4 separate regions of the Homo sapiens genome follow, and all the other regions are linked to region 3. A link is a loop called in an ENCODE intact Hi-C map of the cell type or tissue named here. Cell type or tissue: OCI-LY7. All regions are shown on one strand. Links, peaks and the distances in the headings refer to the core of each region. The heading gives the core; the rest is flanking DNA.

Region 1 (7,712 bases), core at 1,085-6,084, 540 kb before region 3:
AGAGAGAATTGGGAGGGGGAGAGGCCAACTGGTCAGCAACTGTGACATTTTGGGTTATAAGTAACAAAGTTAATTCTGATTTACAGTGCTCTCAATAAAAATAAAAAAGACCAGCTGGACCAGGTTAATAACTGAAATTAGTGACTTAGACATCATTTACAATGGCTATCACTCATTAAGCACCTACTGTTTGTCAGACACTCTTCACATGTAATTAGTTTATTGAAAGGTGTGGAACAATCAAGAAACAGCTTTGTTTTTCTTCTACCTCTGTCTTCATTCCCTCTCTGTTAGATATTCTGCCCCTGACATGATATCTCTGCCCAACCGATAGCTTTCCCCAAATCTTTCCTGCCTATTTCATCAGGACAACTTCATCTTCAGGTATTTAGTATGATACAAATCCAAACTTTCATCTCACATTCAGTTTGAAGCCTCTCTCTTTTCCTCTAAATCAGACAAGTCCAGGCAAGGCATCTGCAATGAGAAGAAGCTAGTAGTCTTTTCTCTCTCTCTCTCTCTCTCTCTCTCTCTCTCTCTTCCTTGTTCTATTTCTTCCTCTTGAGGATGGAAGGAGAGGTCAGTGGTAAAGGGGCAAAAGTGGTGTCATTTGTAATTCTTCAATGGTCAAAGGACCTTTGGCAAATGCTGAGCCCTTCTCTTTTGGGGCAACTTTGTGGCTTTCCAGAGACCACTCTCCCATGCACACACATTCTGTGAAGACCTCCAATACTGCATCATGTTCTGGTGTGAAGACGCATTCCCTGGTCAGCTCCTGCTCTAGCAGAATAGCCCATGTGGCTTCCTTCTGCCCCAGGGTGACCAGGCCTGGCTACTTCCTATGATGTCTCCTGGATCAATGGAGCCATCCCTCTTTGCCTCTCTTCTGTGAACTGAATGCTTGTGTCCCCTCCCAAATTCATATGTTGAAACCCTAATCCACAATTTCATGGTCTCTGGAGGCCTTTCAAAGGTAATTGAGTCATGAGGGTGGAGTCCCATGAATGGGACCAGTGCCCTTATAAGAAGAGACACTAGAGAGATGATTCCTGTCTCCACCATGTGAAGACACAGCAAGAAGCTATCCTTTTGCAAGCCAGGAAGAGGGGCCTCGCCAGGGACTGAATTGGCTGGCAGCTTGATCTTGGAAGTCCCAGTCTTCAGAACTGTGAGGAATAAATTTCTAATGTTTAAGCCACCGAGTCTATATTTTTGTTATAGAAACCCTAACTAACTAAGACACTCTCTATCCTTGGAAACCTCGCTCCAGTCAGGCTCTTTCTTAACACTTCACAACACTAGACACCAGAAACAAACCCTGAATCCAGGAGACGCAAGTTCCCTTGGAACTATGTTCCCAAATTGAGATCCCATGAGAGGAAGGGTCAATTTTCCCTATGACAAAAACACCACCCTTTGCAAATGTTTCTAGATGCAAGGTTTGAAAGGTGTGGTTTCATGGTGAAGGAAAAGGAAAATGGCACAGAATTCCCTGCCCATTCAGTTGACAACACTTGTCAAAGAAATTCTCTCTCTTTCTCCCCTTTATATTTGTAGGGCCAGGAGAAAAGTGAAGGGGTACGTGTTGAAGGACAAATTTCATGATCTCTTAGCAAATCATGGGCTCGCATCTTGTCCCACTCTTTGGAATGTTGGACAACTTGTCTTTCTCTGTCTATAGCCACAACCTGAGTCTAGAACCCCTTCAGTATCCCTTTTAAATTTAATATCATTAAAATCTTTTAATATGATTTAATATCACTTAATTATCACAAAAACCCTATAAGGAATGTTTATACACTGTCAGTGGGAATGTAAACAGTTCAGCTACTGTGGAAAGCAGTTTGAAGATTTCTCAAAGAACTTAAAACAGAACTACCATTCAACCCAACAATCTCATTACTGGGTATACATCCAAAAGAAAATAAATTGTTCTGCCAAAAAGACATGCACTCACATGTTCATTGTAGCACTATTCACAATAGCAAAGACAAGGAATCAACCTAGGTGCCCATCAGTGGTGGATTGGATGAAGAAAATGTGGCATATATACATCATGGAATATTATGCAGCCATAAAAAGGAATGAAATCATATCCTTTGCAGCAACTTAGATGCAGCTAGAGGCCATTATCCTAAGCAAATCAATGCAGAAACAGATCACCAGGTAATGCATGTTCTCACTTATAAGTGGGAGCTAAACACTGTGTACTAGTGGACATAAAGATGGCAACACTAGTCACCGGGGACTACTGGAAGGGGGAGGGAGAGAAGGGGACGAAGGTGGAAAAACTGACCATTAGGTACTATGCTCAGTACCTGGATGATGGGATCATTCATACCCTAAACCTCAGCAACGTGCAATATACCCAGGTAACAAACCTGCATCTGTACCTCCTGAATCTAAAATAAAAGTTGGAAACACAATAAAATAAAAATTTAAAAACCCTGTAAGGTGAGTACTATGGATGAAGAATCTAAGACTTGGGGGCTGAGCCATTTGCCTGCTATTCCCTACATAGCCGAGCCTAGGAAATGAATTCCAGTCTTTCTGACTCCAAAGACAAGGTTCTTCACCCCTTCCTTGTCTTCACCGCCTTGCAAAAGATGAGCTAGATTTTGAGTCTATGAACCTGGGAGGCTGGGGTACCATTCATAGTTAGAGAGAATCAGGAAGAGAAGTGATATGGGATATGACAACTAGCTCCATTTTAGATATGGTGAGTTTGAAGTTGTGGGGGACATTGAATGTCCCAGCTATGCCCTGTGGGTAACAGTAACTTGCACGTTTCACTAGGGAAGGGCAGACTTGCTCAAAAAGTAACAGGTGAAGGGGAAAACCAGGAAGCTTTTTATTGCAGGCTGGTGGGTCAGTTGGACTGTATTTGTCTCCTTTCTAATGATTCTGAGAAAACAGATCTACCTTAATAATGCTGATAATTTGCTGAAAGTTCATTTACTGTTACTATCACTTGGCTTCCACGAGATGGCGAAGTATATTATCTTCCTTCTAAAGATAAGCACAGGGGCCTGGGTGCGGTGGTTCATGCCTGTGATCCCAGTGCATTGGGAGGCCAAGGCAGGAGGATCGCTTGGGACCAGGAGTTCAAGATGGGCCTCAGCAACATCACGAGACCCCGTCTCTACAAATAATTTAAAAATTAGCGGGGCATGGTGGCGCACACTTGTAGTGCTACTGAGGAGGCTGAGATGGGAGGATTGCTTGAACCCAGGAGTTCAAGGTTATAGTGAGCCAAGATCATGCCATTGCACTCCAGGCTGGGTGACAGAGTGATATCCTTTTTTTAATTTTCAATTTTTTAAAAAAAATTAATAATAAACGTAGAGATGGAAGCATCCAGGACACAAGTGCAAAATTCAGCTTTCAAATCCTCCGCATCCAGGGAGCTCAGAGAGAGACCCAAATGTCCACATGGGGAGGGAAGAAAAGAGAACAAGTCCAGGGATTTCTTTTCCTTAGGGCCGCTACAGCACGTGGCCTCAGAACTATAAAGCCTTACAGGAAGCTAAATAGACAGCTCTTGGTTACTTAGCTGGTGGATGCCAGCTAATCCCACAGCAGCCTGGTGGAATGAGGACGGGGCTCACCCCTGCCTCTGTCATTCACTAGCTGTCTGACCCTGGACATGTTACCACCCCTCAGAGCCTCAATACCTTCACCTGTGAAATGTGGAAAATGATGCCCCACACATGTTGTTTGGAGAATTAAATAAGACACCACATGTAACAGTCATTCATTCCTCCCTCCTGCCACTGTTCATTGTCACCTGCTGCCACTTGTGACTTTCACAGTGCCTATATAAAGCAGGCTTTAATAGATGTTGGTACCCCTGTCAATCCTAGACCACATTTGGTTTTAGAGTGGATTTTTTTTTTTTTTTTGAGACGGAGTTTCGCTCTTGTTGCCCAGGCTGGAGTGCAATGGCATGATCTCGGCTCACTGCAACCTCTGCCTCCCGGATTCAAGCTATTCTCCTGCCTCAGCCTTCCTGAGTAGCTGGTATTACAGGCATGTGCCACCAAGCCAGGCTAATTTTGTATTTTTAGTAGAGACAGGGTTTCTCCATGTTGGTCAGGCTGGTCTCGAACTCCTGACCTCAGATGATCTGCCCACCTCGGCCTCCCAAAATGCTGGGATTACAGGCGTAAGCCACCACGCCTGGTCTGGAGCATATTTTTATGCCTACATCTTAATTAGAATGAAGCTGGTGTTCCAGAGATGAGCCTTTCACTGGTCGCTCTGGGAAGCTGTGACCTAGAAGGGACCGGGAGCCTGGAAACTCCTGTTGAGGCCCCTTCTCTTTATTCATCCTGGAAGCCTTGGTTCTGTGCCTGGGTGTCAAGGAGCTCCTCTGATTGCAAAGTCAATGGGAAGCGAACGTAATTAAGGGAGGGTGTGGAATAGTAAAAGAGTAGCACATTCTTCTTCTTCTTCTTTTTTTTTTTTTTTTTTGATGAGGTCTCGCTCTGTCATCCAGGCTGGAGTACAGTGGCATGATCTTCGCTCACTGCTGCATCAACCTCCTAGGCTCAAGCAATCTTCCCACCTCAGTTTCTCAAGTAACTGGGACTACAGGTGCATGCCACATGCCCGGCTAATTTTTGTATTTTTTCATAGAGATGGGATCTTGTTCTGTTGCCCAGACTGTTCTCGAACTCTCTGCCTCAGGTGAGCCTCCCGCCTCGGCCTCCCAAAGTGCTGAGATTACAGGCATGAGCTACTGCACCCAACCAAGGGTGGCATATTCTGACCCAGTGAGTCACGCAGTATCAGAGCCACAACCCGTCATCCCTCATTATGTACAAGAGGAAATTGATACCCAGGGAGGGCCCGACTTGCTTGGAGCCACACTGTAAGTTAGTGATAGCTGCTGAGATTGGGATATAGACTTTAGAATTTCCAGTCCAGAGTATATCCGCTTTACTTGTAGAAGTGGCTTTTATGGTCAGTGAACTCAAAAGCAAAATTTACCAGGCATTACATACAGCGAGGACGATTGGAAAGAGAATGCAATTGCAGAATCAACTGCCTCCTTTATCAGGCACTACTGCACCCTCTGCACAAAAGCCCTCTTGGTTGGGAAGGCATGCCCTCCCCAAAGACACCAGGAAAGAACTGGCATCAAGGAACAATGCCATTCAAGTGTATTCATTCATTCACTCATCTACTTATTCCCTGAAATGTTTATTGAGCACATGTTATGTTCTGTGAACAATGCTAAGTGCTGAATAATGTGTAATTGTCTGACTTCTCTTCTTAGGCAAGAAGGAGGATCTGAAATTCCACCCGGGCTGGGTTTCCAAGACCTGACGTGCGTCTTGGAATTGTGGGGCTGGCCCTGGGCTTGTGGGATCAGGTTTAGGAAACCAGGAGGCTGTGTTATACTTGAGCGGGGCCAGGAAGCCAGAGAAGTCAGAAACATCCAATTCAAAGAGGCAGAGGGAGGGGAGTGCCATGCTTGGAGCTGAGAGCCAGCCACGGGGAGTCGGCAGATGTAACATGGGTTCAGGTGGCCCAGAAAGTCTCCCAGAGGTCCCCAGAGAGGCCCTGTGAGAGAGCAGATGGATGGGAGGGCAGGGCCAAGGGAGCCACGTGGCTTTGATAACACTTATCACTGCTAAGGAGTGAACTGGATACTTTGGTATGGATTAGACACGTGGTGATGGTTTTTGACTGTTCTCCTTAAAGGGAATGAGGGCAGGAGTCACCAAGCTGAGGGATACCATAGACCACAGGCTCCCAGCCCTCTTCTATCGGTGGCTTCACATCATTCACAGGTGCAACACCCTCCCATTGGTGACATCTTCTGAGACAGGAATAATACAGGGTTGTCTTAGGAGGATAGAAAATTCCAGGCAGCAGTTTCCCATGACTAGCAAAAGGAAACTGTTGAAACAGCCATAGAGGCTACAGGCTGATAAGATCCTGAAAACCGGGGTGTGGACCAAGCTGGCTAAGACTGCCTGCATCCAACATGGTGCTGGATCTGACTAGATTTCACCTGGGACCTCATTATTCACTCATTAACATACTAAACACACACCCACCAGTGCCATGACCGTTCTGAGACCACCCATATTTGGTGTAAAAATGGGTGGCATCACAGCTGTGAGAGATTGCCACCTTTTTTCCAGGAATCTTCATGAATATTCCACCCCTTGGCCAGGTGCGGTGGCTCACACCTGTAATCTCAGCACTTTGGGAGGCTGAGGAGGGCAGATCACCTGAGGTCAGGAGTTCGAGACCAGCCTGGCCAACATGGTGAAACCCCGTCTCAACTAAAAATACAAAAATTAGCTGGGTGTGGTGGCGGATGCCTGTAGTTCCAGCTACTTGGGAGGCTGAGGCAGGAGAACCGCTTGACCCCAGGAGGCGGAGGTTGCAGTGAGCCAAGATAGCACCATTGCACTCCAGCCTGGGCTACGAGAATGAAACTACATGTCAAAAAAAAAAAAAAAAAAAAAAAAAGAAGAAAAAGAAAAAGGAAAGAAAGAAACCCATAGAGTAGATGTAGCAGCCCCAAACTCCACTGTGTGTCTCTCTCTTGAGTATACCCACACCCCCCTTTTCTTTTCTTTTTTTTTGAGACAGAGTCTCGCTCTTTCGCCCAGGCCAGATTGCAGTGGCGCTATCTTGGCTCACTGCAAACTCTGCCTCCCGGGTTCATGCCATTCTCCTGCCTCAGCCTCCCGAGTAGCTGGGATTACAGGCGCCCGCCACCGCGCCCGGCTAATTTTTTGTATTTTGAGTAGAGACGGGGTTTCACCGTGTTAGCCAAGATGGTCTCGATCTCCTGACCTCATGATCCACCTGCCTCGGCCTCCCAAAGTGCTGGGATTACAGGCGTGAGCCACTGCGCCCAGCCCCCCTTTTCTTGAGTGTGTACTTTTCCCTTTGCAATAAATACTTTCACTATTTTCTGACTTGTCCTTGAATTCATTCTTGTGATGGTGTCAACAGCCTTGACACAAACTGGGTTCCAGGCCCCACCGGCATTTGGGGACTTCCTCCAGCCCACCGGCATCACTTTGATTACATTCACCCTCTCCCCACACACACATCAAGGAGGAAAGAAAAGGGGAGGCAGCAAATGTTCACACCTAGAATCTTGGATGGGGATACACCAGAGTTGGAAAAAGTCTTCTAGAAATTCTGCTGCCATGCCCCTCCACCTCCGCAAGAATGTGCCTTTCCTTGTTGGGAATCACAGCTGTGGACAGAAAGAGAGGGCGCCGGAAGCGCAGGTGCACAGTGGAAGTCAGTAACAGCGTTTATTGAACACACAAAGTGCGGAGTACGGGGCAAAACACTGGAAGGAAATACAGTGGAGGTTCGACAGTTGTTGTCAGCCTCATGAAGGTTACATTTGATTTGAATGGTGAGAACGCCGGTTAAGCATACACAGACGTGTGTAAACAAGCCACAGAAATACACACATGCTTCGTCACTACTACACGCTTATGATATGAGATTTCCACAGGAACTGGGGTACAGGAAGCCACTGAGACACGCAGCTTAATTGAAGAGCAAAGATACCAAGTCTCCATCCCAGGGTTCAAGTTCTACCTGGCTACTCTGGGGATGAGTGGGAGCTACCAGAAGACACTAGAAAATACCAGAGAATGATGATGAATGTGTTTTCTTAGCTCTATTAGCCACCGTATTTCAAACTCAAATTAGCATTCTACTTT
Region 2 (7,712 bases), core at 1,374-6,373, 1.1 Mb before region 3:
CACCTCAACACGGGAAAGGACAAAGGCACAGAGTCCTGAGCTCATCATGGCCCGCCCCTAGGAGGAGACTTCAGAGGCCTGGAGGGAGGGGCTGGAGAAAGGACTGCATCTGCATGCCTAGGTGGCACATCATAGCATTCCAGGTGAGATGTTCTGAGACTCTGAAATTTTTTTTCTTTTTTTTTTCTTTTTGAGACGGAGTCTCACTGTGTTGCCCAGGCTGGAGTGCAGTGGCGTGATCTCAGCTTACTGCAACCTCCACCCCCTGGGTTTAAGCTATTCTCCTGCCTCAAGCCTCTAGAGTAGCTGGGATTACAGGCACCTGCCACCATGCCCAGCTAATTTTTGTATTTTTAGTAGAGATGGGGGTTTCACCATGTTGGCCAGGTTGGTCTTGAACTCCTGACCTCGTGATCCACCCACCTAGGCGTCCCAAAGTGCTGGGATTACAGGCGTGAGCCACCATGCCTGGCCCAAAATGGTTTAAGATCAGTCACGTCTCGGGGACCAATGCACTTGGTCAACTATTACTTTACCAAGCAAAAATAGTTTTTATAAACCAACTGCATATACTATCTTCTGTCAGTATCATTTCATTAAAAAGACAAGGCCTTTTGCCATCAAAAAATTAGGAAGGGCCTAACATCCTAAGAAAAGACTGGTTTGGGTGCCATGGCTCATACTTGTAATCTCAGCACTTTGGGAGGCCAACACGGGTGGATCACTTGAGCCCAGAAGTTTGTGACCAGCTGGGCAACATGGTGAAACCCTGTCTCTACTAAAAATACAAAAATTAGTCAGGTGTGGTGGTGTGTGCCTGCAGTCCCAGCTACTCAGGAAGCTGAGATGGGAGGATCGCTTGAGCTCAGGAGGTCAAGGCTGTACTGAGGTCTAATCACACCACTGCACTCCAGCCTGGGCGACAGAGTGAGACCTTGTCTTAAAAAAAAAAAAAACAAAAAACAAGCTGTTCTTTAATCTGAATATTTTATTTCCGTCTTGTCTTTATATGTTGCATTTTGCTGTGGATCAGTAAAAACTTACCTTTGGAGTGGCCCTGTCCATGTCGGCAGTTGGTAACCACATTTCTATATACTAAGGATGTCTGGGGCAAAGAGATCTGCCCCTGCGGAGACAAATGACCTCCAGATTACAGGAGGTGGGTAGGAAGGCATTCTGCAGGAGTAGAGAGTGTTCCTTCCATCCACTTACCCTCCCACATAAATCTTTGAGGCCGAGGCAAATGCTGCCAGTTTTAGGGAATCTTCCCTCATGGCCTCAGGTCGAAACGCAATGGGTCGGTTCTCTGTGCCCCCAGCAGGCATTGCCTGTAATCCTAAGTGGCCACTGGCTAACTCTGCCTTATATTGGGTATGTTAGTTGGCCTGTTCTCCTCCAGTAGACTATATGCCCCCCGAAAGCAGGGGTTATTTCTTAACCGTTTCTCTGTACCCCCATGCCTTGTACATAGAACATTTCTGACATATTCACTGAATAAAGTTGAATCCAACATCTTCCTTTTTCATTTTTTCCTCTCCATCTTTCTTCCTCCCTCCCTTCCTTCTTTTCTTTTTTTATTCATTGTTGTCTCCCCAGTCTCTTCCTGTTAGAACATGGTTATTTCCACACTCAGGTTTCTCTGTAATTCTGCAGTCTTCTCCTTTCTTCCCCCTCCCTCTTTCCTGTAATTTCAGTTATTCAGAATGAAGATGAATGAACCGTGACATTTGCCTTTTATATCAAAATAAAAGAGAAGAAAGCAGAAATAGAAGAGAGGAAAGCAAAAATAGAAGATTGCTGTCAGGCAACACACTCCCCATCCCAATAGGAAAACCATGGTCTTTCTTTCTGCCAAAGGTGACCTCTGGGATCTAGACAAATCCTGCATGCCATTGTTTTATGGGCAGTATTTCCATTTTTCTTGTGGCCCCCTAGCCATTACATTCCCTAAATCTATTTCCTGTCTCTGTTTCTCCTTGTTTCAAATCCTCCATGTTTAACAGTTACTTCTTGCTTCTTCCTTCCATAGAACATCCCATCAGATACCAGCCTCATCTCCTCATCCTCAGACCCCATCCTTTGAGCCTCAAATCCCTGACTCTGCAGACTCTTTCCCTATGGGCCACAGAGCCCTTGCCTTGGGAAGTTGTGGTAAAGGAGGAAAAGGAAGCATCTGTGTAAACTGAAAGCTTTTCCGTGTATTTTTATGGGATGCTGAAGGTCTTGGAATCACTCGGTTTGTAGCCCAGGCATGCTCCAAAATGAGCTCTATTTCTGGGCCTGTCAGATGAAATGCTGTTGCTCCTGGTTATTTTTGGCTCTTTGCCCTTCTGAATAGGTGCATATTCAGCTCAATTCTTTCCCCCACCCTGAGCTGGGGGAAAAAGCGGGCAGCTTCCCTTAGCCAAGCCCTCCCCTGTGTCAGGAGCGCTTTCCCCCTTAAGCAGCAGCTACTGACATAAGCTCTCTGGACAGCGCACGACTTATTTGTGCAGTGTCCAGGTGGGCAGCAGGGAAATCCATTCTCTGGCTCTCTTGGGCCATTGAGGGAAAGCTTTGTGAGCTGAACATTTCCAGGCAGGTGCAACCAGATGTCCAGGGCCTCCTTATTCATACCCAGGTCTGCATCCTGCCCCACCGCCATAGTTGCAGAAACTTCTGCCATCCTTGGGGGGTATCAGGATAAGAAGCAGGGATTTCAGGCTCAGCGACCACAGAAGTCCCTGTATACTGGGTGTTTGGGGAAGGAAAGTACACAGGATGCAGAAGATCAAGGGCATGTGTCCATAGATGTAAGGACATCTTGGGGTCCAGGTGCCGTGGCTCACGCCTGTAATCCCTGCATTTTGGGAGGCCGAGGCAGGTTGATCATGAGGTCAGGAGTTTGAGACCAGCCTGGCCAGCATGGTGAAACCCCGTATCTACTAAAAATACAAAAAAATTAGCTGGGAATGGTGGTGTGCACCTGTAGTCCCAGCCACTCCGGAGGCTGAGGCAGGAGCATTGCTTGAACCCGGCAGGCGGAGGTTGCAGTGAGCCGAGATCGTGCCACTGCACTCCAGCCTGGGTGACAGAGCGAGACTCCTGGAAAAAAAGAAAAAGAAAAAGAAGAAAAGATGTAAGCACATCTTCAATCTTTGATCTTTGAGTGAGGGTGTTGAGAAGAACATGTGTTTGAAAAATGAATAAAGCAGAGAGAAGTTAGGGGTGAATGTGCATATCCAGTTGGGACAATGAGTAAGAGAAGAGTGAATGGGCACCGAGGGAGAGAATGTCACTATAAATAATTGAAAAGAGAGTGAGTGCACATGAGAGCTTGGGGAAAGGCAGGTTGTGCCTATAAGTCATAGGCATATTTTATAACTGCATTCTGCAGCTCAAATCGCAATCTTGGGCAGGCATTAACATTGATTTCGGGCTTTTAGTCCACCTGATACTATGTAATATCGAGCACAATGAAACATCATGATCAGCTGGGATGCTTAGTAAAGTCCATATAAAATCAAGAAACACACAGAGAAGAGGCAGCTAGAACGGGGTCCTCTTAGTAGCCACTTACCTCTACAGCTTTTCACGGAGAGGTTTCTTTTTGAGTTCTTATCAAGTATTACTTTGAGGCCTTCATTCATGTAATTCTCTTGGCAACCCGGAGAGGTAGACACTGTTACTACCATCAGCCTCATTTTACAAATGAAGAAACAGAGACGTAGGAAAGATCCCAGGCCCACAGCCAGGAGGTGGCAGAGCCAGTTTGGATTCTGGTAATTTTGCTCAAGGACTAGTGCCCGTGTCACTACACCAAACTTGCTATGAAGGGCCAATGGAGAGGCAACCAGGTGCATGCTGGTGGGGAGGGGTCACATTTGAGTTTTAGGTTTAGGCCTCTGCCAGCACTTCACCAGGTGCTTGAGAACATAGATTTCTATGTCAGACACATTTGTCCAGGGCAACCCACCTCATCATAGCTGGGCTTGCTTGGGAAGATCACTAATCTTCAGTCCTCAGTCTCTGTGTCTGTAAAAATGGGACAAAGTTAATCTACCTGTTTACACAGTGTTGTGAAGGCCAGGTAAGGTAGCATAGTGAGGGTGGTGGTAAATTGTTGAGCCCTAGACAAGAATAAAGCATTGTTTGTGTATTATTCATATTTCCTAACTTCCAAAAAAGGCTCACAAGGAAAGATATAGCTCTTATAAGACCATGAAAAATTTTAAAAAGATTTATAAATACCTGTGGTGATATGTCTCTAATGATGACCCCACTCGTGAACCACATCTCCCATTATGACCCTAAGGGAAGTGTTTCCTCAGTATTTCCCCGGGAAGTCAGCCACCATACAGCTACCAGCATGTTGTGAGAGGGCCCAAGCTATCCACGTGGATGGAGAGAGAGGTGCTCAGCCAGCCTTCAACCATCCAGGTCAGCCCAGCCCAGGTACCAAACATGAATGAGCAAACCATCTTGAACATCTGTCCCGGTTGAGTCTTCAGATGACTCCAACCCTAGCCACCATCCCACTGAAACTGCATGAGAATTTGAAAGCAAGAAGTGCCCAGCTGAGTCCTGTCAGCTCACTGAACCATGGAAGATAAAAATAAATTGTTGTTTTGAGCCAGTAAGTTTGAGGGTAGTTTGTTTATAGCAATAGATAACTGAAACAGTGCCCTGAGTATTTTAACAGGACAGTATAGTTAGCTCTGAGCTTCTTACTATTCAAAGCAAAAAGGGGAGTAGAATGGATTATAGGCATTTATTATCTTGAGATTCTGTGATTTACCTTAATGCAGGGTTCATCCAACTGTCTCTTTGCAGTCACATCAGAATGAAAATTAAACCATCTTCCTTACGTGAGAATTTCTCCTATCTTCACCAAAACTATTTGTGCAAATTCTATAATCCGCCTTGCCAGAGCAAAACAAAGAATTACAGCTATCACTAATAAGAAAACATCCCTTGTATCTGGCCCAAATCTTTCAAAACTCCAGGTCGAGCCCATTTTCTCCTGTTTGGTTCTCAGCACATCCTCTCCTCCTGCCTCATTCCCATCCCAAATTAAGTCGCAAACGGGCTCGGTGACTCCGGGGTCCTTAGCAGTCAGAATTAATGATTAAAATAGAAATGCTGAAAATAGTTGAAACCGAAGCAGATTGGATGATTTATTCAAACCTTCAGGAAAAATTACTATTCAGGCCAGAATTGAAATTTAGACCTGTGGTTCATAACCAATTAGAATGCAACTCTTCCCTGATGCTACCCACTCCCCCACCCCACACAAAAAAGGAAAAAAATATATAAAATTCATGCATGGCTATCCGGGTGTCCCTTAGAACCCACACTCTGGGATGTCAGAAACCATGTCTGTCTTCTGCGTAGTGTGGTGTTTATGCATTACTGGTGCTTATTAAAGCTTTTTTTCATTAACAGCACCTTCACAGTCTGATAATAAAAGACCTAAAAATGAGGGAATCAGTGATTCCCATTCTCTACAGTGTGGCATCAATAAGCAGGCAAGGCTGGTCTCCTAGGACGTCTAAATTGTCACATGGGGTATTTGCGGTCACCTCCCTCACTTGGGACCCACAGTGGGCCCAGGCAACTCTTTGAAGGTAATGAAATTTGTCTTTCATGACTTGACCTCATTTTCTATACTCTTTCTCCCTCATTAGTCTTCACACCCCTAAATTGGGCTTTGGAGGCTTCTATGCTGAGAGTCTGCAGGTAGCCTGATCATTGGGAGACAGGGCCAGACTCAAATCCCAGCTGAGTTCCTTCTCCTACGTTTGCATAAACACTTTCCAGTCATCAAGACATTTCACATTTCAGTTCATGTTTGCAACAGTTCTGTGAAGTAGGCTGTTATGGGTTGAACTGTGTTCCCTAAAAGGATATGTCAGAGTCCTAATCCTCAATACTTGTGAATGTGACTTTATTTGGAAATAGGGTTCATACAGGTGTCATCAAGTTAAGATAAAGTCATAAGGTGGGCCTAACATGGTGGCTTAAGCCTGTAATCCCAACACTTTGGGAGGCTGAGGTGGGTGGATCACTTGAGGTCAGGAGTTCAAGACCAGCCTGACCAACATGGGGAAACCCCGTCTCTACTAAAAATACAAAATTTAGCGGGGTGTGGCGGCACATGCCTGTATCCAGCTACTTGGTAGGCTGAGGCAGGAGAAGCACTTGAACCTGGGAGGCAGAGGTTGCAGTGAGCTGAGATCGTGCCACTGTACTCCATCCAGCCTGGGTGAAAGAGCAAGACTCTGTCTCAGGAAAAAAAGAAAACAAAAAGGCATAAGGTGAACCCTCACGCAATATGACTGGTGTCTTTATAAGAAGATGGAAATTTGGGGCCGGGCACGGTGGCTCATGCCTGTAATCCCAACACTTAGGGAGGCCGAGGCTGGTGTATCACTTGAGGTCAGCAGTTGGAGACCAGCCTGGCCAACGTGGTGAAACCCTGTCTCTACCGAAAATACAAAAATTAGCCAGCATAGTCGCATGTACCTGTAATCCCAGGTACTCAGGAAGCTGAGGCAGGAGAATTGCTTAAACCTGGGAGGCAGAGGTTGCAGTGAGTCAAAATCGTGCCACTTCACTCCAGCCTGGGCGACAAAGTGAGACTGTCTCAAAAAAAAAAAAAAGAAAAGAAAAAAGAAGAAGAAGAAGATGGAAATGTGGACATGGACATAGACACGTACACAGGGTATGACAGTGTGAAGAGCCAGAGAAAAGATGGCCATGGGAGGCAGAGACTGGAGCCAGGATGCCACAAGCCAAGGTGTGCTTGGGGCACCTAGAACCTGGAATAGGCAGCAGGATGCTCCTCTTGAGGTTTCAGAGGGAGCACAGCCTTGCCAGTACCTCGGTGTTGGGCTCCTACCTTCCAGAACTGTGAGACAATAAATTTCCTCATTTCAAACTGCCCAGCGTGCGTTCATTTTTCTCAGCAGTCCCAGAAAACGAATACATAGATAGTTGTTATTTTCCCGTCCTTTTCCATCTAATGTTATTGGGCCCTTATTGGGTTCCAGGCTCTATGCTGAACTCTGCAGCCTAGACCCAAGGCTACAGGCTGATATAAAGCAATTCAAAGTTCCCGAGCCTTCTCATGAATTTCCGTGCTCATTCTGTTGTGTCTCAGGCTCCCGCCATCATCCTCATATCTAGGCGCCCCCCCGACCCATCACCATGGTTGTATCTGTGCCCCTTCCCACAACTATCAGAGATACACAGTGCTGGGACAGGAAGTGATGTTGGACATCTGCTGATCTAACGCCCTGGTTTCCTGGTGTGCACACTGAGGTTCAGAGGAGTGGGGCAGCCAGTAGAAAGGCAGCCTTGCACTCAAGTACAGCTTCCCACTCCCTGCCTCTGATCAATGCATGTCATGTGTCAATCCAACAAACAACAAATATTTGTCAATGCATGTTATGTGTCAATCCAACAAACAACAAATATTTGTACTGAATTACTAATGACTGGTAAACACAATATAATGTACCTCGCAGAGGTATTTGAATGTGGAACAACGGCTTAACTCAGAGAAGTGAATGTCTAATAGTGGAACGTGGTGCTGCAGGTGGGGTGGGCATGGCAGGGCAGGAAGATTTGAGAGCAAGTGTAGGGTCTTTAGCTGACCGTTTATCTCATATCCCTAGAGCGACTTCTGTGTCTGCTAAGTATAGGACTGGCTACCCTGGAGAATTGTGGAA
Region 3 (5,000 bases), core at 1-5,000:
AAATTTACTAAATTTGTTTCTTAGGCTGCATTCTTAGAGGGATTACTCAGCTGGGATACACAGATCTGAATAAAAGTTTTATTATTACAGATTCTTTTTTCAAACTGGAACTTATTGTGTAAATAGACTCTAGTAATCATAAGCTTTAAATTAAAATTACTGCATTTGGAGAAGTGTATACTTTTCAAAGTGACCTTAGTGATTTAAACATTATTCTTTTTTATCATTATCATAAAAGTTTTATACAGAGCTTTTTTCCTCTAGGTTGCTGCTTCATATCTGATTCAGGTTAGTAGTTACTGGAAATTAACTTTGACACTTAAATTGTGTGGAATGAGAATAAGTCTTAATCTGAATTCTAGCCAAAAAATTTAAAAGCTTAGTTCACTCACTAGCACCATTGTAGTATAATATAGCTAATGTTCTTCTGTTACTTTTAGTACAAGATTCGGGTCTTCCTGAACCATAGAAATAAGAGAAAAATTCTCCAGAATAAAGTTTTGAATTACATCGATTGGCTTAGGAAAGCACGTTTTCTCCCTCATCTGTTTTCTTTTTTGGAATGCAGGGATATCTTGGCTAGTAATTCTCTACTGGTTTTATGATTGCTAATATATTCAAAACCAAAACAAACTTTATTATGTTATATATACAAAAATGTCTGTATTTTTTTCAAACCTAGCCTTATTTAGTCCTTTTCGGTTTCTAGGCAGAAAAAATTAAAAAGAAGAGAAGCACAGTCTTTGGGACTCTGCACGTTGCACACAGCTCCTCCCTAGATGAGGTAGACCACAAAATTCTGGAAGCAAAGTAAGAATGTTGTTTTCACTTTTATTTGATTTATGTTTATTGTGTTAAAATGAGTAATTTGTGAACAATTTATATTTATCATTTATATAATTACATAATTTACATTAGTTTTAAGAGTGGGTTATTTCTTCTTGAAATTAGTTAATTGCCATGGTCTGTTCATGTATTGCCTTTTTTCAGTGCCATATTAAAGACCTTTTGATGCAGTAAGTAATTTCTTTATTGGCTTTTCCAGGAAAGCTCTCTCTGAGTTGACAACTTGTTTACGAGAACGACTTTTTCGCTGGCAACAAATTGAGAAGATCTGTGGCTTTCAGATAGCCCATAACTCAGGACTCCCCAGCCTGACCTCTTCCCTTTATTCTGATCACAGCTGGGTGGTGATGCCCAGAGTCTCCATTCCACCCTATCCAATTGCTGGAGGAGTTGATGACTTAGATGAAGACACACCCCCAATAGTGTCACAATTTCCCGGTAAGTGGCAATTTCAACAAAAATTGTTGGTACAGGTTTTAAAGTAATTTTCTCCTATGTCCTTTTAGGAATCATGTACTTCGAAATCTGTGAGAAAAAATTGGGTTTATCCTTCATTTTCTCTTTCTTTTTGTTAGTAATTTAAATATTTACTATTTGAGAATACCATATGCAATGCATATATCAATACTTTGTGTATATTTATATTATATATTTATACACACACTTTAAAGAAATCTGAATGCTTTATAAATTTGATTATTAAGTGTTTATTTGAGCAACTGTTATATATAACATTATATTGTTGAATATAAGACTTTTTTTAAAACATTGCTTGTAATTAAATTGAAATGAGGAGTCATATAAAAACATAATTGACAGTAAAGATAGCACACTATAAATGCCAAATCAGTGTGGGAATGAAGTGCTGAGCATTCAGGGAAAATATCCTTTCAAATGGCCGCTTAATGTATAGTAGGAATAAAAATTAGGGGAAGATCTTGGAAACAGGGATTTGAATCCTAGCTCTACCACTAACTAACTCCAGGTATGTACTTGTATTATTTTGCTGGTTTTACTTCTCTGGTTTGACAGCAGACAGTTAATGCAAGGAGAGTGAGGCGGCACTCAACTCTTAAAAGAGGCAGGAAGAGTGGACAGATTGTAAATACAGCAAAACTAGAAGTGTGTGACTGCATTCATTTCACTTGCTCCACACTGCAAGGTCATGACGGTTGCAAAGTTATGTCTAGATCTGGGCCAGCTCTGCAGTTAGAATATTCTCAGTTTGTATTTGTTTATTTGAATTATATGCACTTAAGCTTGCCAAATGCAACACTGATTCATAAGTACACGCTTTTGTTTGAAAACTATAGCTTTTAAAAGTTGAATTTCCTCCTTAAAATCCGTGTTTAATATCTGAATTGTGCATGAAAGTGCATTATCTAGATTAACTAGTTTTTTTCTTTGCTTTTTAAAAAACACTTTTTGGGTTGGGGGCAGAGGTATTGGATATCCATATGTCCGTTAAAAGGAAACAATTGTACTAAATGTGAATAATTATTCTAGTTTTAAGTGATTGTGGAATACAGGCAAATTTAAACTTTTAAATCAGAAAAAAGTACAAGAGTTGATTTTAAATTTAATGTTTTAGAAATGTTGTGATCAGGCCAGGCACGGTGGCCTGTAATCCCGGCACTTTGGGAGGCTGAGGCAGGCAGGTCACTAGGTCAGGAGTTCAAGACCAGCCTGGCCAACATGATGAAATCCTGTCTCTAGTAAAAATACAAAAATTAGCTGGGCGTGGTGGTGTGCGCCTGTAATCTCAGCTACTCGGGAGGCTGAGGCAGGAGAAACGCTTGAACCCTGGAGGCAGAGGCTGCAGTGAGCCGAGATTGTGCCACTGCACTCCAGCCTGAGCGACAGAGCAAGACTCAGTCTCAAAAAAGAAAAAGAAAGAAATGCTGTGATCAGATTTATTATCTCTAAAAAATAACTCATGTCAAAGATTACAATTTGAGAGCTCTGCCTCCACCCAGTGGCACCACAGAGGTACTCCACTCTGCTTAGTTACAAAAGCCTAATTTCTGGACCTGATAAATGGGAAACTCTCGGCAATAGAAGTCTAGGGAAGGACGAAGGCTCTTCATTTCTATACCCTCCTGAGCAGTTAAAATTTTTTTTTTACCATGGATATGTGTAAATTTTACAAGTTTGAAATAATGACAAGGAAACATGCCTGTAGTATGTTAAGAACAAAGTAAAAGGTTGTAACAATATACACAGAATAATATTGTCTATGTGTAATTATATGGAAAGAAAAAACACAGAAAATATCAATGGTTAGCTCTGTGTAGATAGGGGAATGGGTGTTGTTTTCCTATTACTTTTTAAAATGTCTTTTCCTATTCTTAAATATCTGCTAAATGCTTTCCTTGGTGAGAATGTGATAACAATTTATTTAAACTTTCCTATAAAGCCATCCACACACACTTAAAGTGACTGAAAATAATATGCCCACCTACCAAAAAGATAAACAGGTTTTAACATTTTTCTTTATCTTTTTCTCTGAAATAAACTATTACAAATACACTTAAACCACATTGCCTACCCTTCCCCACTGTTTTAAAGTTGTGACTTATGCTAAAGCCTGTTGTACTTTTATTACATACATATATATCCATAACATTATATACAATGGTTGCGTGTTTAGAAGTGTATATAAATGTTATCAAACTAGGTGATATTTTACAACTCTTTTTGCTCAAAAGTTATGTTTCAAAATTTTTTCATGTTTATGTAGAGATGAATTAAAGTCACTGCTTAATGAGTTAACCATAACTTATATGTTTATTTATTGTATTTAAAAATCCATAGTTTATCCGTTTTTCTACTTTCTACTTTCTTGGCCCTTACAAACAATGTGCAACAAGCATCTTTACCTGTATTTCCTTGTGCATAACTTTGAGAGTTTCTCTGTGTGGACACCTAGAAACGGACTGCTGGGTCATTGGGAAGGCACCTTTTACTAGTCATTGTCAAGTTGCTCTCAAAATAGTTTACATACCCACTGTTTTATAAGGGTGCCTGTGTGCCTGTATCCTCATCAGTACTTGGAATAACCTGATTTACTTGTTTTGCAACTCGAATGCGTATGAAATGATACCTCACAATTATGAAAATTTTTATTTCCTTGATGACTGTTGAGGTTGAGTACCATTTCCTTTATTGGCATTTGTTGTTCAGATTTCTTCCTGAGTTGCTTGTTCTTGCTGTGGAATCCCTGCAAGATTCCATACTGATGTGGAAGTGTTCTTTCTATTTTCTGGTTATTTGAGAGTTGCAAATATCTTCTAAACTTTGGCTTTTTGAATGGCAAATTGTGAATCTGATTTGTGTTTTTTATGTCTTTTTCAACAGATGATAGGTTGTTGTTTGCTCTCCTTAGAGTTTTTAAGTTTTTCTTTAATCCATTAGCCCTTTAATCCACCTAGAAGTTATTTTTGTTCATAGTGTGAAGTTGGAATCTAAATATATCTCTTGATATACGGGTAAACAGTTGTCTCAGCTTCATTCCTGTTCTATCCTTGCTGACTTATAATACCACTTCTCTCCATAGATACATAAGTGCTCCCAGCTCTCCCATTTTGTTTCACTGGCCCTATTCTGCTTTAGTTTCTAGAGTTTTATAAAAAGTTTTGATATTTGATAAGACCAAGTCTTCCTTTATTGTTCAAATTCAGAATTTCTACCCTTAACTAATCTTCTGAATTTTAAGATCAGCTTATGAAATTCCATGAAAGGTTCCATTGGGTTTAAAAAATTTTTTTTTGAATTTGTGAATTTATTTGTGGAGAATTATTAATCAATTCCATTTATCGAGATCTTTTCTATCTTTAAGTAAAATTGATAATTTATTTTCTCTGTGCAGGTCTTGCTTTTTTTAAAAAAAGATTAATTTTAGGTACCTTAATAAATTTTTGGTAGGTATATATGTTACCTTTCTTATAAAACTGTATTTCAGATTGCTTGTTGCTGATGAGGAAATGCCGTTGGATTTGGTGTGCTGAATACAGAATACCAAATACAGAAACATATATTTAAGTATTTTATGGTAGTCTTGGATTTTTCATGTTAATACTAGTAGATTTTTTCCTCTTTATTGCCCAAGCTAAGACCTCCAGTAAAATATTGAATGAAAATGGTGACTGCAGGCA
Region 4 (7,712 bases), core at 1,057-6,056, 220 kb before region 3:
CCAGTATTGAGAAGGCAGTGAGAGATTAAAAATTATTGTGTCAGCCTCTTATCTCTCAGGCCAATAGCCATCTTGTGACTACCCAAGGCACTTGGCAGGAGCCCTGGAGCCCAACCTCAGATCTTAGGCTATGGCTAGCCTCATCCTCACCTTGCTTCTTCAGGCTACCAGTGTATGCTGGGCTGGTGAAACACTGGGCAATCCACCCAATTGCCCATCAGAAACCTTTGTTATGGACATTCCCAAATCTTCTCACAGTTTCTTCTCACTGTTGACATACCAAAGAGACATTTCCAAGACTGTCTACTTCTGCTTTCCTCCGCCTACAAAGCTCCTAAGGCCTCCAGTGACAACATGCTTGAGTATCCTTATATCTCTTGGAGAGCAGGTTCATGTTCTGATACTAAGCACTTTCTGAATTTATGAGAAGAAAAGTAGTTCTCTGCCTTGGGGAGCATTGGCTAATAATTTTTAGATAATTAAAAACTGCCATGATATACATTCATACTAAATCCCAGCTTATGTTACTCTCCAGTATCAAAGGGTGAATGTTGACCATGAAAATAATGGTAACAATAACCACAATTTATTATTGCTTATTATTGGTGCCACACGCCATGCTAAGCATTGGGCCTAGGTCCTCCCTAGTTCTCCCAATATCCACCAAAAGAAACTGCTTCACATGAGTTAAAACTGAGGCTCAGAGTGGTGCAGGGACTGGCCCAAAATCACATAGCCATTTGAAATGTTAGAAGCCATTTCAGATCTAGGTCTTTTTATCTCCCTACCCACTCTAGCTATTATTTTGACATGGCATTGGTAGTTTTTACAATCCAATTCAAAAGTGTCTCTAGGATGACAAATTCAATAAAGGGAAAAAGTAGGGATAGCCTAACATTTCTCCCAAATAGTTGCTTCTTTTTCTTTTTAAAATTAAACTTTTAAAAAATTAAATAAAAGTAAGATAGACCTTGCTGAAATATGCAAAGGACTTCAGAGAACAAAATGGCACCCAAGAACTGTAAGAGCACAGCGTTGTTTTGGCAGGATGAAGTCCAACAATGTACATAGAAAAGATAACCATGTCAATAGTTAGCAGTGACACAAGTTAACTATTACTACAATGACAATGATGACGATGATGATGACATAGTTATTCCTCTCAAGAAGTTCTCTGTCTAGTGGAGGAAGTATTCAGGTAAACAAAAGATCATAGTACAGTGTGGCAAAAATAATGCACAAAGTGTGAGCAGGACTAGAAAAAGAACTCAATCTGGATGGGCAGGTGTTTGGGTGGGGACCACGGCATTGCATGCACACACAGACGTACACTGTGTGTGTGTGTGTAGAGATGACTGTAAATACAACTGCTTGTCTGTTCATATATGTGAACAGGAACAGATTCAGTTTCAGACAACTGCTGCTTTTATCATTCCTTTTCTTTGTGCCACATAGCACTGGGGTCTTTAGGAACTTTTTAGAAATACCACTTTGGCTGCTATTGAAGAGTATTTTGGATTTGTATTCCACTCACCAGAGGCTTCCATTGTAATACACAGGGGTAGGCAGGCAGAATGGAAAGAAAAAGAATAATGGTTTCTTAGGAAACTGAACACTACATTTCCTGTGATTACAATCTCAAGGCTAAAGCTCCATGCTCATTACAGGATTTTCTTGACAGCAGTGTGTCCCTGTCAAAAGGTTTTGAAAGAGTTTGAAATTAGGGTTTCTTTGGGTTCCAGGAGGCACTGGCTCAGGACTTTGGCAAAAGACCCTTCATCTGCTGACATTTCTTGAATGGCCTCGTTTAAGCCTAGCCACCTTGCCTCTTGCTCCTGGGACGTGGCTGCCCATAAAAGCAGGGTGAGTGCTCAGTCATTAGCCAGTTGTCAGTGAGTATTCAATGTCGCCAAAGTGCTGGGCTAGGCTTTGTGAGGGACACCAGATCCCAGTTCTTAGAGCTTCCAGTCTAGTTAAAGAAGTAGTACCAGCCGGGCACGGTGGCTCACACCTGTAATCCCGGCCCTTTGGAAGGCCGAGGCAGGTGGATCACGAGGTCAGGAGATCGAGACCATCCTGGCCAACACGGTGAAACCCCATCTCTACTAAAAATACAAAAAATTAGCCAGGCATGGTGGCCAGTGCCTGTAGTCCCAGCTACTCGAGAGGCTGAGGCAGTGCCTAAACTAGAAAAGGAGAAGTATTTCACTGGGCCAACATCGGGGGGTGGTGCTGCAAACACAGTGTCACAGGACTTTGAAGGTGGGAGAGAGCTGTCTTGCTGCATGTAGGTTTTTGGGGATGGGCAAGTAAATGGATAGATAGCCAGTTGAAAGGATGGTAGCATGAACAGGTGGGTGGATAGGTGGGTGGGTGGGTGGGTGGATGCCTGGATGGATGGATGGATGGATGGATGGATGGATGGATGGATGGGTGGGTGGAAGGATGGAAGGATGGCAGCCAGATGGGGCCGAATGGCCGGTTGATGAATGGGTGGGTGGGTGCATGAGTGCAGCAGCATTACACAGTATCTTTGAAGTCAATTAGACAAGAGTTGCTCTTCTGCCATTTACTAGCTACATGACCTCAGGAGATTTAATTAACCCTTTCAAACACAATCGCCTCACTTATAAAATAGGAGTGATAATACTTGCCTTGCAAGCTTGTTGAGAAAATTGAATGTGACAAGGCTTGTGAAGCACCTGGCATGTGGTAGACACATAATAAAGAGGAACTAGTTTTTTTTTTTTTTTTTTTGAGATGGAATCTTACTCTGTAGCCCAAGCTGGTGTGCAGTGGTGCAATCTTGGCTCACTGCAACCCCTGCATACTGAGCTCAAGCATTCTCATGCCTCAGCTTCCCAAGTAGCTGGGACTACAGGCACGTGCCTCCAAATCTGGCTAATTTTTTGTATTTTAATAGAGACGGGGTTTCACCATGTTGCCCAGGGTGGTCTCAAACTCCTGAGCTCGGGCAATCCACCCACCTCAGCCTCCCAAAATGCTGGGATTACAGGCGTGAGCCACAGCGCCTGTCTAAAACTAGGTTTATTAATATGAATAATGATCTAGAAAAGTTTCCAGGTGGACATGGGATTACAGCCAGGCCTGAAGAAAGGACCGGATGGAGATGGATGGAAAAGAGGAAAAGGGCGGTCTCTGACGAAAGGGCAGCACTATGAGAGTGTGTGCCTGGAAAAGCTAGAGTTGCATCTGGTGTCACTGAGGGGGCTCCCAGAGCCACAAGTTTGTGGGGCTGGAAAGGCAGATTGAAGCCTGAGTGTAGAGGACTTGACATGCTTTTCATGTCAAGTCACGAGATTTGGCTTTTCCCTGGAGATTCATGGAGGTTACTGAAGGTTCAGAAGGAAGTAGGAACGTTCCCTCTGGACCCCCTTTCCTCTAAGCCTGACCTTGACAACATCCGGACTTCCTTTGAACTTGGAAGCTCCTGGCTTCTTACAGTATTTATAGTTCCCCTTACCTTTTACAAGAAGCTGTGGACTTCCTGTGCCCAGGACAGCTGCAGGACTCTGGCAGCCAGCACTCTCCTCCCTCCCCAGGGAGCAGCTGAAAGACTGCTGCCTACAGAAACTCTCGGCTGACAGTTAAGAAGCAAGTGATTTTTAAAGATTAGATGATACAAAGGGAAGCAAGTCCCCTTAAACCTCCTTTGTCAAATAAATGCTACCTGTGAATCAGAGGAGCGATCTGCTGTGACTCACCCTTTCACAAGCCTCTGCAGAGAAGGCCGGCTGCCAGCTGATTTTCACGGCATGGTTCCAGGTGACTATGGGATCCCAGGGGCCCTGGGTTCAGGGGAGGGGCTGTGCTTTACCACCAAGCAAACCACACAGGGGGGCTGACACAGGAACCAAGAGGGTGCCTGGAAGGTTTCCTTCCATAGGAGGCAGCAGAGTCAAGGGGAGCGGTTCTGTTTTGCTTTTGGAAAGCAAGAGCATTAGAGCTGAAAAGTGCCTAGAATCCACCTCTTCTTAATGGGAGGTTCCCGGATACTCATCAGGAAGTTTGTAAACTGCAAAATTAGGTGGGTATGTGCATTTTGTGCAAAGAGGGCACATAGTTTTAATCAGATACTCTTGGTTCTAAGATCCTCTCTCTATGTTGTGACACCTAAACTCCTCATTTTGCCCACAGAGCATGATTCAGTGATTTGTTCAAAGCCACACCACCAGTGGATAACAGAGAAGAGAGAGAAAGCAAAGTCATTAGGCCTCTTTCTGCTGCCCTGGCCCCATGAGAGAACCTACAATAAGCAATCTGCTGTGACATTCTGAACATAGCCCCCTAGACAGAAATTAAATGTGTCAAGAAGGACCACTTTGAAAACCTTTGTGCCACCAGCCCCTTCCCTCCTTCCAATTAGCCTACTCCCACCCCATGACCCTACCTACCTATCAAGTCGGCTTCCTGTTAAGAGGACAACATGCTCTAGAGACAAGTATTTGCAGTTGGAGGATCCCTGAAGCTGCCTCTCAAATTCTCAAGCACTTAGGGTGGGAGTCGCTGAGCTACTGGCCTTCTTGGCTGAACATTTCAGGGGAAACAGCAGATTGAGAGTAAGCAAGTAAATGGGAGCACCCTGGAGTTGCTGGAAGTCATTGTTACCTTTTTTTCCCTTTTTTCATTTATGTGGATGGGTAGTTGTCACCTCAAATTGACCTTAGTGTATCTTCAACATAGTTGTAATGTAAGGAACCCACAGTTTGAAGACTAATAACTTGGGTTTGAATCTTAGCTCCATCATTTATTGCTAATTTAACTTTGAGCAAGTTTCTTAAACTTCTATACCTTGGTGTTCCCATGTGTAATTGAGTACTTGGCCTTTGGCAGAGATTGGTAAGTGCCAATTAAAACCAATTCCTGGCCAGGCAGCCAGACTGCTCTTTCTAGCCCAGCCTCCCTTGCAGTTAGACTTGCTGTGTGATTAAATTATCTAGCCAATAGAATGTGGGCAGAGGATGATGTGTCACTTCCAGATCTGGCCCATAAAAATTTTCTGGGTTGGGCAAAGGACATGAACAGACATTTTTCAAAAGAAGACAAAACAAATGGCCAAGAAGCATTTGAAAATGTTCATCACTAATCATAAGGGAAAGGCAAATGAAAACCACAGTGAGATATCATCTTACACCAGTCAGAATGGCTATTATTAAAAAGTCAAATATAGCAAATGTTGGTGAGGATGCAGAGAAATGGAAATGCTTAAACACTGTTGATGAGAATGTAAATTAATATAACCTCATGGAAAACAGTATGGAGACGTCTCAAGGAATGAAAAATAGATCTACCATTTGATCCAGTAATCTCACTACTGGGTATCTACCCAAGGCAAAAGAAATCATTTTACCAAAAAAATTTGTTTATCACAGAACTATGCACCATAGGAAAGTCATGAGTCAAAGTGTTCATCAATGGATGGCTGGACAAAGAAAATGTGGAGTATACATACCATGGAATACTATGCAGCCATAAAAAATAATGAAACCATGTCTTTTGCAAAAACATGGGTGGAATTAGAGGCCATTGTCTTAAGTGAAATAACCCAGAATCAAAAATTTAAATATTGCATGTTCTCATTTAAAAGAGGGAGCTGAATAATGTACAGACATACAGCGTGAAATAGTAGACACTGGAGACTTGGAAGGGTGAGAGGGTGGAAGGAGGGTGAGGAATGAGAAATTTCTTAATGAGTACAATGTAAACTATTCAGGTGATGGCTACACTAAACACCCAGACTCCACTAGGCAATATATCCATGTAACAAAACTGCACCTGTACCTTCTAAATTTATAATAAACAAAACTTTCTGGGTGGTCCTCCGTACTCTCTCTTATTCTATCTGCTGGCTGAGGTTACTTCAGAGGACTCTGAGGCCCTGCGGGATGATGGTGCCATCAGATAAGAGGAGCCTTGGCCTCTCAATCACCATGTGGAAGGCTGCCTTCCAAACACCTCCACTGAACTGTTACTTGAGTAAAAATAAATTTTATTGTGTTAAGATACTGAGAAGTTAGGGTGAGTTTTTTACAGCAGTCAACCTGCCTCATAGGTTGTTATAAGAATTAAATGAAGTCACATATGTGACTGGAACTAGAATAGTGTCTGGAACATACCTGATGAGCTATAACCATGATTGATATTACCGTGATGGATGGATGGATGCATAAATAGATAGATATTGAGAGAAAGAGAGACAAAATTATGTTTAGGGGTTGCAAAGGCAGTTGGCCACAGAGTTTTATTTCTTAGATTATCACCAAGATAATATTAAATTTTACTGTACAGCTGTAAAGTTTGCATTCTGGAGGCAAGAGATGGCATTACAGAAAAATATGTTGAGCCATTTATTAGTACTTTCCTATGTTTCTTGAAGAAAAACAAAAATCTGTCACTTTCCTCAAAGAGATATAGTCTGAATGAGACAGACAACTTAAACATTTTTTTCAGCCAAATGGAGTTTTATGCAAAAATATTTTCACTTTTCTATTCAAATAATTATTAAAATAATTTGCTTATATGGGAAATGATAAGGTGATACTGACATTTATTTATGGTAACTGAGTCTGCCTGTGGGGTAGAGCCTGTTCCAAATGTCGGGTGTCCCTTAAACTCCAAGGTCATCTTTAGCTCTTTTCTTGACAACTACAGTGACCTCCTACTGGTCAACCTGCTCCTAGTTTTCTCTGCATCCTCTCTGTGCACTCCCAAATCCATTCTCCACACTATCCCCAGAACAACTGCTCTAAAACTCTTTGTCACCAGTCTCTTCCCTGCTCCAAACCCTGCATGGCCCTTGGCTGCTTCCCACAGAGAATCTCAGACTTTTCTAGAGAAGAGCCACCATGGTGGAGGAGAATAAACAGCACCATTCATCCTGCAGTCATTGATTCGATTCATTCAAACATTTTTTGAGCACTTGCTATGAGCCAGGGGATACAATGGTGAACAAAATAGACAAAAAGGTCCCTCACAGAGCTGACCTGTGAATGAGCAAGGAGAGTCCAGCTCAGTGAGGCCTTGAGGACCAGCTGGCTTTTCCCTGAAGTGGAAGCCACTAAAGGGTTCCGAGCAGAGGCATGGCATGATCTGATTTATGGATTGAAAGGATCACTCTGCCTGGTAGCTGGACAACAGCCTGAAATGGCAAAGGCAGAAGCCAGGAGACCAGTTGGGAGCCCAACACAGTAATCTTGGCAAGAGATGATGGATGACGGCAACTTGGGCCAGGGTGGCACCAGGGAAAATTCTGGATATATTTGGAACATAAAGCCGAGACAATTTTCTGACTGATTGTAGGGTATAAGAGCAAAAGAAGAATCAATAAAGACTCATGGCTTGAAGCCTAACAATAGATAAGATAGAGCTGCCATTTAGTGAACTGGGACAGGAGCAGTTTTACTGAGGGAAGATGAGTTTCCTTTTTGAGTGTATTAAGTCTGAGATGCATATTAGACATCCAAGTGGGGATGTCAGGTATGCAGTTGGATCAGGGGAAAGGTCCAAGCTGGGGCTATCAATTTGGAAGTTGTCAGCCTATAGATGATATTTAAAGCTGTGAGACTGGCTAAGATCACAGATCAGAGCATGTGGATGGACAGAGCAGCCATCAGAGGGGACCCTCATACTAGGTGGTCTGGGAATTCAGAAGAACCAGCAAAGGAGGCTGAAAAGAGGTGACCACTGTGAGA

The links. A loop is a pair of places that touch in the nucleus more often than their neighbours do. Peaks named below come from ENCODE experiments on the same cell type or tissue, not always from the same donor. Only the 100,000 strongest peaks of a DNase experiment are listed, where the experiment ranks them.
Region 1: it touches region 3 in a loop (3-fold over the local background); 15 of 110 quality-filtered maps call a loop at or near these places.
Region 2: a loop joins it to region 3, with 7 times the contacts of the local background. A loop is called at or near these places in 3 of 110 quality-filtered maps.
Region 4: a loop joins it to region 3, with 6 times the contacts of the local background. A loop is called at or near these places in 41 of 110 quality-filtered maps.

The regions. Positions count from the first base shown.
Region 1 is chr4:26,471,116-26,478,827 of GRCh38, forward strand. No RefSeq gene overlaps it. Among named protein-coding and RNA genes, the nearest start is that of CCKAR, 16 kb to the right of the region's middle. In OCI-LY7, for the core only: a CTCF peak has its summit at 2,969 (motif pointing right); a DNase peak (open chromatin) is centred at 3,006.
Region 2 is chr4:25,865,756-25,873,467 of GRCh38, forward strand. All of the region lies in intron 1 of LOC102723733 (a long non-coding RNA gene), which reads left to right. It overlaps LOC124900688 (a long non-coding RNA gene), which reads right to left and starts at 4,319. Exons shown (of 3, transcript XR_007058092.1): 1 at 4,231-4,319; 2 at 3,956-4,014. In OCI-LY7, for the core only: a CTCF peak has its summit at 3,707 (motif pointing right); DNase peaks (open chromatin) are centred at 2,550, 3,856, 4,516 and 5,796; H3K4me3 peaks cover 4,940 bases; H3K27ac peaks cover 5,000 bases.
Region 3 is chr4:27,007,719-27,012,718 of GRCh38, forward strand. STIM2 (stromal interaction molecule 2) reads left to right here. Exons shown (of 12, transcript NM_020860.4): 9 at 710-810; 10 at 1,046-1,284. Among named protein-coding and RNA genes, the nearest start is that of STIM2, 150 kb to the left of the region's middle. In OCI-LY7, for the core only: a CTCF peak has its summit at 2,838 (motif pointing left); DNase peaks (open chromatin) are centred at 1,973 and 2,823; H3K4me3 peaks cover 1,092 bases; H3K27ac peaks cover 2,413 bases.
Region 4 is chr4:26,784,364-26,792,075 of GRCh38, forward strand. It overlaps a transcript of TBC1D19 not described here. Among named protein-coding and RNA genes, the nearest start is that of STIM2-AS1, 72 kb to the right of the region's middle. RefSeq lists an enhancer at 3,484-3,603. In OCI-LY7, for the core only: CTCF peaks have their summits at 3,933 and 4,143; DNase peaks (open chromatin) are centred at 2,238, 2,718, 3,838 and 4,358; H3K4me3 peaks cover 1,739 bases; H3K27ac peaks cover 2,519 bases.